Linked DNA regions of Homo sapiens: regions 2, 3 and 4 are each linked to region 1. A link is a contact called in ENCODE Hi-C or POLR2A ChIA-PET data. All regions are on one chromosome and are shown on one strand. Each heading gives the region's core, a stretch centred on a gene start or an enhancer-like site at or near the end of the contact. The rest is flanking DNA. Distances are from core to core; before and after follow the strand shown.

Region 1 (2,971 bases), core at 14-2,513:
CACATGTTGATTTCTACCTAATGAAAAATCCAGAGCAGGCTGGAGTCTGACAGATAGAGCCCGATTCGCTATTTACTCTGGTGCTAATCACAATCATGTTTACAGGAAAATGCCCTCATCTGCTTCCAGCAGCTCCAGCCACTCAGCCATGTGAGCGCTGTCTTCAAAGTCAATTGCCTGTCATTTTGCTGATTTATGTTGAGCAACTGCAAGGACCCCTCGAGGTATTTGTAGCTAGCTTGATGATTCCCAGCTTATAAAGTGGCAGTGGGCAGAGCATTTCAGTTCAAATTCCCATCAAGACAGAATTTAAATCCCCAGCCCTGCTGCTCATATTTGCAATGTGAGCACTTTAGATAAGCAGAAACCATCAAACCCTAAATGCTGGGGGAAATACAACCTGGATTTCTTCAAATGGAGCCTAAGCCCAAATCTTCTTTCAGACCTTGGATAGGAAAGTGATTCTAACAGTTTTTAAAAGAGTGATCACATATGCTTTTTCCCAAGAAGTATTAACGACTGAGGCAAGACGGGCACTATCAGATTAGATTGGAGAAGCCGGGAAACGAATTTCCCTCACCGCCTGCCTGGATTCTTAACGTTTCAACCAGCAGAATCTAATTTCTTTGGAATTACTTGCCCTCTAACAGAAGTTTTCTTTTTAAAATGAAAATATTGCCGAAAAGGGAGACCTATTAAATTACTAACCCATTAGCTTCTGGTTTAGCTTCAATCTTAGAGAAGCCCAATTCCTTCTAAACCTGTCTCGCCCTACACTGAAAGTGCTGGAGGTGCAGATCTCAGTGCACTGGCCTTGGCTGCTGAGATTCAGGGAGGTTAGATGGCGGGTAGAGTCACCCATGCGCTGTGGGATGGGGGTCCCTTCCATGCACTCTCCTGGCAAGTCCTGAACCACCAAAGGTGTAAGTGGATGTATTTTTCAGGTTCTCCCTTACAGCACTTTGAAGTCAAACACAAGATTTAAGGATTGCTCACAGCCTGCATTTTCTGTATTTCTGCATTTCTTGTTCACTCAACGTCTCAGGTATTTAATTACATACTCACTGTTAGGGCTCAGGGAAGCTGTTTAGAGGTTCAGCTCAGCCCCTTCGGGTCACAAAACTGAAATACAGTGACTTCCCCAAAGTCAGCAAAGCTCAAGGATCCTTAAGAACCCAGACATGTGAGATACTGAGTAATCCAAACTGAGGCCAACTCCAAAAAAGGGCTCCATTGACTCATCTTTCGGTCATCTCGCTCCAGCTCTCACTTAGAGAAAGTGCGTATTTCTTCCATTTAGAAAAGACTGCTCACGCTTTCCATGTCATTACATTTCTTTATTCCTCTCTTTATATTCCAGCTGCCTTTCTTCGTGTTTTTTGTCACTTGCCCTATTTAGCCATCTCCAAACTAGCTACCTGCCTCCGTGCCATGGAGCATGCTTTTCTGCAGCTCGGCCTCACGATTCTAGGCCAGCTTTTGCACCCCCTACCCCCTCCATGCTTATAAAACTGGGTTCCCTGCTCCCTTTCTGTGTGCTGTTATGCTTCAGAAGCGCCACTGGGTGGCAGTGTCTCAGAGCAGTCCTGGGCCCTGCAACGTGGCTTTGGGCTGGGCTGCTGGTTGCTTGTCTGTTACAGCACAAACAGGCCTGTGTGGACAGGCAGAGCAACGAGACAGCCACAGTGGTGCTCTGGAAAGGATGAGTATTAGATATTAAGGAAACGAGGGACAGAGGTCTGCGTACTGTGTCCTTTCGGAGCTTGCACTAGCCACAAGGCTGACATCTGCCGTCATTCTAACAAAGGAATCTCAAATCCTGAGGCTGTTTGGGAGGTGTCCTTGAAAAGAATGACTATAACCCTTTGCCCTCCCTGTTTTGATTTTCAGCCTACCATTGGGCCCTGATTCATCCATAAAAACAACAACCAAAAAATAAAAAAAAAAGGCAATCCCCGTGAGCATTGTGTGTTTGCTGGACAGGATAGTAATGGCTTAATCCTTCTAATGGCTTTGGTCACTGCAGGATATTAGCTATTAGAAGGGTCTGTTTAAAAGGGGGTGGTGGGGGAAGGTAGGGCCATCTGCTGATTATAGCATGCATGAGGAATGAAGGGAACATTTAAAGAGACACCGTCCATTGATTTAGACACAAATAATTAGTTTGTAGTTGAAAAGGCATATTTAGGGCTTGAATTTTAGTATCTGAATCATTTGCTTAAAGTGCAAATGTGATGTCTCAGACTGGAGATGATCCCAGGAACTATTTGATTCCACCTTTCATGCTTTTTGTAAAGAACTTCTCCGGAGACTAAAAGGAATGTGGCCTGAAATGCATCAACATTGACGTCATGGCTTGGAGTCTGTGGAAGTCAAACCAAATGTTTTTATTATAAACAGGTCAGCCCAGGACCAAACTGTGAAGTACATGTTTGATTTCCATGTGTCCCACCCCCAGCCCCAGCCTTGGCCTCTGCACAGAAAATAGTTCCCAACATCCCACCAGGTGGCCCAGCCCCCTCCTCACTGACTCCCCACTTCACCTTCCCTTCCAGGCCTGACAGCAAACTAAAGCAAAAGAAATCTTCCCAAGGATCGTGGCATATTAGGAAATGAATGCACGCTCTCCATTCAGGAAAGCTGGGGGCAGGCCAACCTCACCTCCCAAACGGGAAAAGCCTAGACTAGAGGTGAGCAGAGACCTGGCTTCCCCTCTAGGCCAGGCCCTGGGTCCATAGGCAACAACTGTTCTGGGAAGTGGGAATTTTATACAGCAATTCAATGAGAAGGAAGATGTGGAGGGATGTATTTGGTATCAAATGCATCCTGTCATCCCACAAAATCAAAACTTTGGTCCCTGAACCAAGAGAACATAAAGCCTTAGGGAAAGACATTTCCTGAATATTGAGAAGTGAATACTGAATAATGTAAGGTGGCGTAGGCTGCCTGTAGTGTCCCGGGAGTAGGTGAT
Region 2 (2,885 bases), core at 348-2,847, 470 kb after region 1:
CATCCTTCACAATGGCCAAAAGATAGAAGCAACCCGAGTGTCCATGGATGGATGAATAGATAAAATGTGGTATACATACAATGGAATATTATCCAGCCTTAAAAAAGGAAGGATATTCTGACATATGCTTCAACATGGATGAATCTTTAAGACATTATGTTAAGTGAAATAAGTCAGTCACATAAGGACAAATACTATGTGACTCTAGTTATATGAGTGTCTAGAGACAACAGCAGAATGGTGGTTACCAGCGGGTAGGGGAATGGAAAATGGAGAGTTAATGTTTAATTGGTCCTAGGCTTAGTACCTGCATGACGAAATAATCTGTACAACAAACCCCTGTGACATGAGTTTGCCGGTGTAACAAACCTGCACATGTACCCCTGAACCTAAAATAAAAGTTAAAAAAAAAAAAAAAAGAAAGAAAGAAAAGTGCCCTTTGCGGTTCCACACAGAGGCGCCAGCCTTGGGCTGAGAGAACTCACTGGTTTGATGGTTATTGGATCGCTCATTAGAGATAACCAAAGCTATTGTTCCTCCCTGATCTTGCCTCTGTAGTTGAGTCATCACCCTTAGAGGCAGAAGAAAGCAAATTATAGCAGGGCTTCTTCAGCATTGGGGTGGGGAAAGTATTAAAACATGCATGGTAAAGATGTCACCTTCTTGGTCGTGGAAAAGCCCTCCTGGGGTAAATCTGCATATATTTGCATATATATATGCACGCATACATCCTAACCTGAAGGGAACATCCAGCTCTTCTCACCTACAAAAAGATGAATCCTTCTGATGTCTCTTTTACAGGGTATGTGGACAATAAAAATTTAACTATTAATGTTGTAGAAATCTAAGGGAAAAAAATCGCAAAATGAACGTGCCATTTAAATTTTAAATTTAAAAACGTCATTTTTAGTGTAAATTCTTTATAGGTAGATAAGAGCATATCTTGAAGACTTTTTAGGAAGGGAGAAGGGGAAATAGTAAAAGGTAACGTCAATCCTAAATCTTTATTTGAAAAGGAGACTGGATCTGTTTTTTTCTCTAACATCAATCCTAAATCTTTATTTGAAAAGGAGACTGGATCTGTTTTTTTCTCTAACATCAATCCTAAATCTTTATTTGAAAAGGAGACTGGATCTGTTTTTTTCTCTAACATCAATCCTAAATCTTTATTTGAAAAGGAGACTGGATGTTTTTTTCTCTAACGTCAATCCTAAATCTTTATTTGAAAAGGAGACTGGATTTGTTTTTTTTTCTCTAATTGTGTGCTGGGCAGTAGTTCTACCTTACTGTACCAAGGGGACTAACAGGGTTTGGAGAAACTAGGCTTCATCTTTTTCCAGGATCATCAGACACTTTCCAGGGGGAAAATGGACTTTCACTTTGGAAAATATAAAATCGTGTTTGTTTTACCTTACGAAACAACTGGAGCCTCTGGAAGACGAGGCTGTACGGTGCGTTGTGTAACCCGCCTGGGGAATCACGTTGCACAGACAAGTCCCACAGGCTTTTACTGCAATAATAAGCTTGATCTTCTTATTCAAATACAAGTAACAACCACAGCCGGCTCCAAGTCACGTGTCCAGGTCACATGGCACACAGACGCAGAAGCCGACTGGCAATCATTAGCCAATGCTTACTACCAGGAAGAAAATCCTGGCATTAAAGACACGAACTCAGTTTTTATAAAACAACCAGGACTGCAAGAGAAGGCATTTGATGTGGGGGTAGGGTGTCATTCTTGTTAAGTGCTTTCCAAGGAAAGGAAAAGAGCCAACACACACTCCCTCCTTTCGCTCTTCTCCCAGAACTTTCCAAACTTGCCCAGCGTAGCCGCCTTTTCCAAACCTGGAGGAGTGCTGGGCTGCAGCATCCGCAGCTCAGGTCTGGGAGCGAGAGGGAGGGGCGGGCTGACTTGGCTCTGGGTCCTAGCCCTTGGGAAATGGAGGGCTGAATTCAGAGCTGAATTTAGTAGAAAGCCAAGTTTTCTCTTCCTTATGAAATTAATGCTTCTGGGTCGATGGAGTTTGGGGAGGGGCGAGGGGTGAGAAGAAGCACTGTGAGCTATGGGGTCCGTCTGGACTTTTTGTTAACATGAAAAACAACATCCAGAATGTGGCTTCTTTAAGTTTTTCTGTGGTAAGAACAGAAACTGCAAGGACTCTGCCTACCTGAATGTTTCCTTGTTCAGCCGTTTGAATTTAGAAAGAAGTTCTTTCACTTTCTCTAACTTGTATAGTGTTACTTTGTGCTTCCAAAAACTGCAGTGATCGAACTGAGTTTGTTTAATTTAGTGTGGAAGTGACAATAGTGGGTGTGAATGAAGAGTTTAGAATCTGCTGGAGGGAAGGGGTAAAGTACAGATAAAAGGCTTTAACGGAAAATTGACAGCCTTTTTTTTTTTTTTTTAACAATCTAGGCGTGTTTTATTTCACAATGCACAGAAAGTGCTTTACCCAAACACTGCAGAACAGACGCAGCCTTAAAAGAAAATCTATTGGTATAGTCAGGATTCTCAATCCTATTTCATTTCGCTCTTTTCAGAAAGAACAACCATACAAAGAATTTCACTGTGTCACTGAAATATAATTATTTCACAAAATTTAGTTAGGAAGTTTGGTTTTCTCCCTCTTCATCTTTTTCTCCATCCTACCCTCTTCAAAAAGCTAAAATACGCCTGTAATCTCAGCACTTTAGGAGGCTGAGATCAGGAGTTCGAGACCAGCCTGGCCAACATGGTGAAGCCCCATCTCTACTAAAAATACAAAAAAAATTATCTGGGCATGGTGGTGTGTGCCTGTAATCCTAGCTACTCGGGAGGCTGAGGCAAGATAATTGCTCAAACCCGGGTGGCAGAGGTTGCAGTGAGCTGAGATTGCGCCACTGCA
Region 3 (2,938 bases), core at 383-2,882, 290 kb after region 1:
ATTTCCACATATGACTATAGTAGTATACATTTCTGCAGTAAGGACAGCCCTCTACAAAATTATGAAGTATGTAGGTATCTTGGCACAACCCATAACATTTTTTATTCCAAATATGAGAATTCTTACCACTGAAGGCATTTCATGAAAAGTTGGATCCATAATTCTCCACTAGTCAAGACTTTCAGTAGAATGAGCACCTTATTACATTCATCTTTATTTTCCTATTTCCTAGCAGGGTCATGGAAATTAGCATATTCTCAATGAAAGTTGATAAATGAATGCATTCTGCTAAAAGTAAACATTGAGAAGAAATTTTTACCGTCGATTATGTTGCCATAGTGCTATTATCACAAGAGAATTCATTTAGCAACCATTTATTGAACATCATCTATGGTAGACAGTGTGTTAGCACTAGGAATACAGAACTTAATAAGATGAGCCTTCCAGCAGTGGGATTGGGCAACAGTGGATGCAAGAGGCAAAAGAACTTCAAACAGTTGTGATAAAGAGGAAAGATAGTAATGCTATCAGAGAAATATCTACAAACAAAATAGTGTTATGCTATTAGAAAAATACAGAGTGCTGTGGGAGCCCAGAAGAGAAATTAATTCCAGTTGGACGTAGGAGTGTTTGTCAGGATTTCATATGGGAAGTGGCTTTTGAGTTAAACTTTGAATATCTCACTGGCATCTTGGGCATCTCAAATCCACTGGGTCTATACTTGTGTTCATCATTTATTCATCATTTTCCCCTTCCACCCATTCATCCCCAGCTTGCATGTCTGATAGTCTTGAACATGATTATTGATATTGCCGTTCACTGCTGGGTCCTTCCTTTTAGAAAATGCTAGATTAGGCCGGGTGCGGTGGCTCACGCCTGTAATCCCAGCACTTTGGGAGGCTGAGTTGGGTAGATCACTTGAGACCAGGAGTTCCAGATCAGCCACGGCAACCTGGTGAAACCTCGTCTCTGCAAAAAATACCAAAAAAATTAGCTGGACGTGTTGGCGCATGCCTGTAGTCCCTGCTACTTGGGAGGCCGAGGTGGGAGGATCACCTAAGCCCATAAAGTTGAGGCTGCAGTGAGCCATGATCGTGCCATTGCACTCCCACCTGGGTGGCACAGTGAGACCCTTTCTCCAAAAAAAAAAAAAAAAAGAAAATGCTAGATTCATTTGACTCCTTTTCTTTCCTCTCCAGTATTTATTTGGTCACTTTAGTTATGTGAAGTTTTGAATAATTTCCAATTTTTTACAAATTATATGGTTTGTATGTAATGAAAAGCTTATCAAAAATGTTTCAGTTTATCAGTCTACTAATCAAATATTTTTAAACTTTTAAAATTATACACAGAAATGTGGTCCTATTTTGAAACAATTCTCTCATTTTTTTCACATTAAAAAGTTCAATTCTGATTTCTAAAAATCAGAAAATCATAAAGAATTTATTATGGAGAAGCTATCCTGGTGTACAATTATGACAGTATTTTTATTTTAAATGATACTGTCCTTCTAAGAATGTGTTTCTGTCAATTTGTCCTTATCTCTACAGAACCCTGAAATTGTAGCACTACTGTAGTGTTTCTAGAGAGTAATACGTTTCTGCTGCCATTTGGAGGAGCCTGCATCACAGAGTAATGAGTTGAGTCTGACTTACAAAGATGCCTCCTTTGCAATTCAGACCCCCCAGAAGAATTTGCAGTCAAATTCCTATAATTAATGAGTTGTGTCTTCTAGATTCCTTTAAGTACTACATCTAATGGAAGTTACAATTATAACTTAATTATTTTAAATAGTAGAGATTCTGATGGTGTGCTTACACCACTGAAACAAAAGATATTCTGAAAACTGAAAGTGAAACTGTCAGCCCTTGGCATCTGTAGTTAACAAACTACTCAAGAGTTTTGTTGCTAGATATCTAGATAATTGTGAGAATAAGCCAAGAGTGTGGGAGGCTTGCTTTGCTCTTCAGATGAAATGGCTTAAGTTTTGCCAAAATCCCTGAAGGGTAATCACGGTCTCTTTTAATCCCAAGTTTCAGATAATACCCACAAATAACTTATTCTTTAGAGTGGTCTTTGGAATTAGAGAAAGCAGAAATGTATTAAAATGTATTTCATTCACTTTGTTCCTGATCCTTACACCAGGGTCAACGGAGTCACTAAGAATTAGCAAAGTTCATTGGTAAGAGATTTACCCTTCTGATATCTTGCTCTGGTGAAATACTAGAAAAATGTCTTAAGAAGTAAAAGGCAGATGTGAGAGTTAAAGGAAATTTCAGTTAATTAGCAGAGTTGCATTAAAATAATCTTACCATGGATCATGAAGTCTTGAATTCTAAATTTGCCTTTGCTGGTATAATCCTAATTAGATATTTTACTTAATTTTTGAAATTTCATAATAAATAACCCAGCTTCTATCAACAAAATGAAGACTTTGCATTTAGAATTGCCTTCAAAATGCAATCAATTCCAATGTCATTACAAAATGTAACTGAACGGTCTCTGAGAGCTAAGTTGAACACTTTATCTCTGAGATGTCGTTGCATTCTATTGCAGTTATTTTCTGACATGTGTGGGGGAAGAAAGGTATTTCCTACTTTGAGCATTTATCAACACACTTACCCTGATACCCATGAACAGTCCCACCTCTGCCTGGCATTGTTTTATACTTGCTGTTGTCACATTCATTCTTCAAGTTTTAACTCAAAGTCAGTTCTTTGAAGTCATGCTTACTCTCCCATCATGAACTTGCAAAATTAGGCCTGAAGCTATTTTATTTGCTCCCAAGTAATATCTGCTATTCAGGTATATATCAACACAGAAATTGCCTCAGGTGTAGTCTCACAATGTAGACAACTGAGTTTATCATACACCAAATTTACTAAAAGCAAATATAAACATACTAATCCATTAAATTATTTTAATATATATACGAAAC
Region 4 (2,700 bases), core at 30-2,529, 440 kb after region 1:
TCCTCCTGTCTCAGCCTCCCTAATAGCTGGAACTACAGGTGTGCACCACCACACCCAGCTAATACTGTATTTTTTTAGAGATGGAGTTTCACTATGTTGCCCAGGCTGCTCTTGAACTCCTGGACTCAAATGATCCTCCTGCCTCAGCCTCCCAAAGTGCTGGGATTACAGGCGTTGAGCCACCACACCCGGCCCTAGTTTATTTTAAAGGAAAATAGAGTAAACTCTCCGGGGGAAGAACCTCCAGTTTAATAACACTCCATATTGTATCTGCTTTATTGTAATTGTATTTGGAGATTTTCCAGATGGAACTTCTCTGTATAGAAGCCTTAAACCTGCTGTGTTTCAGAGCAGAAGTTATCCATGTCTGTCTGTCTCTGACACACATGCACAAAAACTAGATATGTGATTTACTATACATGACATGATAAACAACATTCTAAAGCAGTAAGTTTAGAACAACAAACTGAGTTTTGTCATTGCTATTATTTAATGATTTTATCATGTTACTTTATGTAGAATGGCTATGGAATAATTAATTAGGTTTTGTTGTGGTTTTTAATATCTCCACAGTCTAAATAATAAACCATTTTCCCGATATTGGCACCGCTTTAGAAGAGATTTTCTTATCTATTTTTTGACAGAGTTAAAAAGGTGCCTCTCCCTCTGTGTCCTAATTTTTGCAACGTGTGTGCATTTATTACGTGTCACCAAGCGAGGCAATGCTAACCTAGCAAAGCAGAAATCATCACCAGAGCAAATTAATGCAATGTCACCCGCTGACCGATGTTAAACGCAGCAGAGACTCACAAGCATCCTTGTGAATGGATTAAAAAGGCACTTACAGGGATGACCCGCAAAGATCCTAGTTTCAAGACACAACAAAAAGCCTCCAGGAAGTGAAGCCAGCAGGTTCTAATCTCATTTATTTTCACGGCTATGTTTTTTTAATTGTAGTTTTCCACTGTAAAACCAAAGAGCATCAAAGGAGAACAGCTTTCCCTCTCCCGGAAGCCTCACGGAGCGGAGTTCCCTGAGCTGCGCGGCCGCCGGTCACGGGGAAGTGCCCCGCGCGCGGAGCTCCCCAAGCGCCCAGCCCTGCCTGCGCCGCAGCCGCCACCACCGCTGCCACCACCGCCGCCGCGGCCAGGGAGCTGCGCTGGGCGGGGCTGGGCTGGGCTGGGCTGGGCTGGGCTGGGCTGGGAGGGGCGGGGCGGGGCGGGGCGGGGCGGGCGTCCGTAGTTATTTATTTATTTAGCGGCTGCAGAAAAGCTCTGCGGCGCTCGCGAAACCCGAAGACTTGCAGGTAGCCAGGCGCTCCCACTCGTCCAACAGCTCCCGGGCTGGCTTGGGAGAAACTAAGGAACTTGCTTCGCCCCCCCGCCGCTCCCTGGGGCCGCTCGCCACCCGCGGAACTTGCCATCCCCGCTCTTCCCCACTTTCTACCCCCACCTCCGCCCGCCCCACCTTCCCCTTTCCCCGCTTTCCCCTCTCCCACCTCCTCCTTCTCTCCCCTCCCACATCCCCGGTCTCCCACTTCCCCCTCCTTCCCGACCCACCTCTCCCTCCTCCCCGCCCCACCTCTCCCTCCTCCCCGCCCCACCTCTCCCTCCTCCCCTTCCTCCTCCTCCCCCCCGCTCCTCTCCTTACCACCTCCTCCGCCCTCCCCCACCTCCTCCCCGGTCCCTTCTCCACCCCCTCTTTCCCCACTCCGCTCCCCGGGCGGCGGGCGGCTCCCTGGCTCCGGCGTGTACAGATTTGGGCAGAATGTGGTTCCAAGGCTCTCGGTCAAGAATTCGGAGGAGGAAAGTTTGCTGGCGGCGCCGCGGCTCACACCACTCCCCGCCCTGGGGGCGGTCCTCGAGGCCGGGCCCCGCCGCCCGTGCTTCCCTTCCCGGAGCCTTCGCTCTTCCCCGGGAAGGCCCGGCCTTACATAAGGGCCCGTGCGCCCGCCCCAGCCCTGTGGGCAGCGCGCTCTTGCTCTGCTCAGTTTAACGAAGATTCTGCTCCTGAAACTTAGTACAGATAAAAAGGGCAGCGGTCCGTTTCATTTTAGACAGGAAAATGAGGGCGCAAAAGGGGACTGAGGGAGAGAGGCCAGAGAACAAGACAGCAGGTTCGTGCTGGTGGCAGGTGGATGGGTAGAAGGTTCCTTGAGAGCGGAATTTCCTATTTGGATGCCTGTGCAGAGGGAAGTGGCTGTAAAGATCAAGTAGCTTTGATAACGCCAAGGTAGCCTGGACAACAGAAGCCCAGGGAAGGAAAGGGGGCGGGACTTATGCTGCCAGAAAGGATGATCACTATCCGGATCTTCAGTAGGACCCGCGCCTCAGCGAGGGCGCGTGTAGAGGAGATGTGGGTATGGGCCATGTGCAGGGAGCATAATGCCTGCGTCTCCAGCGCAGGCCTGGCATACAACAGGCACACCATAAACAGCTAACACGTGGGCACTGTGCTAAAACTTTGCCAACTTGGTTGCATTTAATCCTTAGAACAATTGAGCCCTCCTTACTCCCATTTTACACACGGGAGACTGAGACCTGGATGGGCTAAGTGACTTGGCCATGACCACACAGCTCTTTGCAGCCGACCGAGGACTCAAACCTTGGACTCCAAAACTCATGCTATGGGACAACTTCGTATTTGGGAGGCGTAATACAAAAGGGTTCAGCTTTGGGGCAGAGTGAAGGGGCACCGCGT

The links. A loop is a pair of places that touch in the nucleus more often than their neighbours do. ChIA-PET counts read pairs that join two places held with the same protein, here RNA polymerase II (POLR2A). Pooled maps may share reads with other maps.
Region 2: a loop to region 1 is called in a pooled map, with 4 times the contacts of the local background. The contact joins two enhancer-like sites. A Hi-C loop is called at or near these places in 3 of 168 maps with a recorded cell type or tissue (IMR-90, endothelial cell of umbilical vein and esophagus muscularis mucosa), 2 of 37 single-sample maps with no recorded cell type and 20 of 50 pooled maps. POLR2A ChIA-PET finds 5 or more read pairs at or near these places in 2 of 52 experiments (GM12878 and activated T-cell).
Region 3: a map of mammary epithelial cell shows a loop between it and region 1 (6-fold over the local background). The contact joins two enhancer-like sites. A Hi-C loop is called at or near these places in 2 of 168 maps with a recorded cell type or tissue (PC-9 and mammary epithelial cell) and 13 of 50 pooled maps. POLR2A ChIA-PET finds 5 or more read pairs at or near these places in 3 of 52 experiments (AG04449, OCI-LY7 and WTC11).
Region 4: a loop to region 1 is called in a map of ascending aorta, with 13 times the contacts of the local background. The contact joins the promoter of LINC01058 here to the enhancer-like site in region 1. A Hi-C loop is called at or near these places in 5 of 168 maps with a recorded cell type or tissue (A673, aorta, ascending aorta and 2 more) and 8 of 50 pooled maps. POLR2A ChIA-PET finds 5 or more read pairs at or near these places in 2 of 52 experiments (AG04450 and OCI-LY7).

The regions. Positions count from the first base shown.
Region 1 is chr13:30,864,128-30,867,098 of GRCh38, reverse strand. No RefSeq gene overlaps it. Among named protein-coding and RNA genes, the nearest start is that of LINC00545, 17 kb to the left of the region's middle. RefSeq lists an enhancer at 2,773-2,971. Within about 2 kb of position 1,263, at least 29 of the 41 ENCODE cell types and tissues checked have a DNase peak (open chromatin) inside an H3K27ac peak, as active enhancers do; they include IMR-90, ascending aorta, endothelial cell of umbilical vein and 1 more, where a contact is called at or near this core.
Region 2 is chr13:30,394,308-30,397,192 of GRCh38, reverse strand. No RefSeq gene overlaps it. Among named protein-coding and RNA genes, the nearest start is that of LINC00426, 22 kb to the right of the region's middle. Within about 2 kb of position 1,597, at least 40 of the 41 ENCODE cell types and tissues checked have a DNase peak (open chromatin) inside an H3K27ac peak, as active enhancers do; they include IMR-90 and endothelial cell of umbilical vein, where a contact is called at or near this core.
Region 3 is chr13:30,571,870-30,574,807 of GRCh38, reverse strand. It overlaps a transcript of HMGB1 not described here. Among named protein-coding and RNA genes, the nearest start is that of USPL1, 45 kb to the left of the region's middle. Within about 2 kb of position 1,632, at least 9 of the 41 ENCODE cell types and tissues checked have a DNase peak (open chromatin) inside an H3K27ac peak, as active enhancers do.
Region 4 is chr13:30,420,823-30,423,522 of GRCh38, reverse strand. LINC01058 (long intergenic non-protein coding RNA 1058) reads left to right here and starts at 1,279. Exons shown (of 2, transcript NR_125771.1): 1 at 1,279-1,306. It overlaps UBE2L5 (ubiquitin conjugating enzyme E2 L5), which reads right to left and starts at 1,030. Exons shown (of 4, transcript NM_001355247.2): 1 at 846-1,030. RefSeq lists silencers at 1,068-1,357, 1,798-1,977.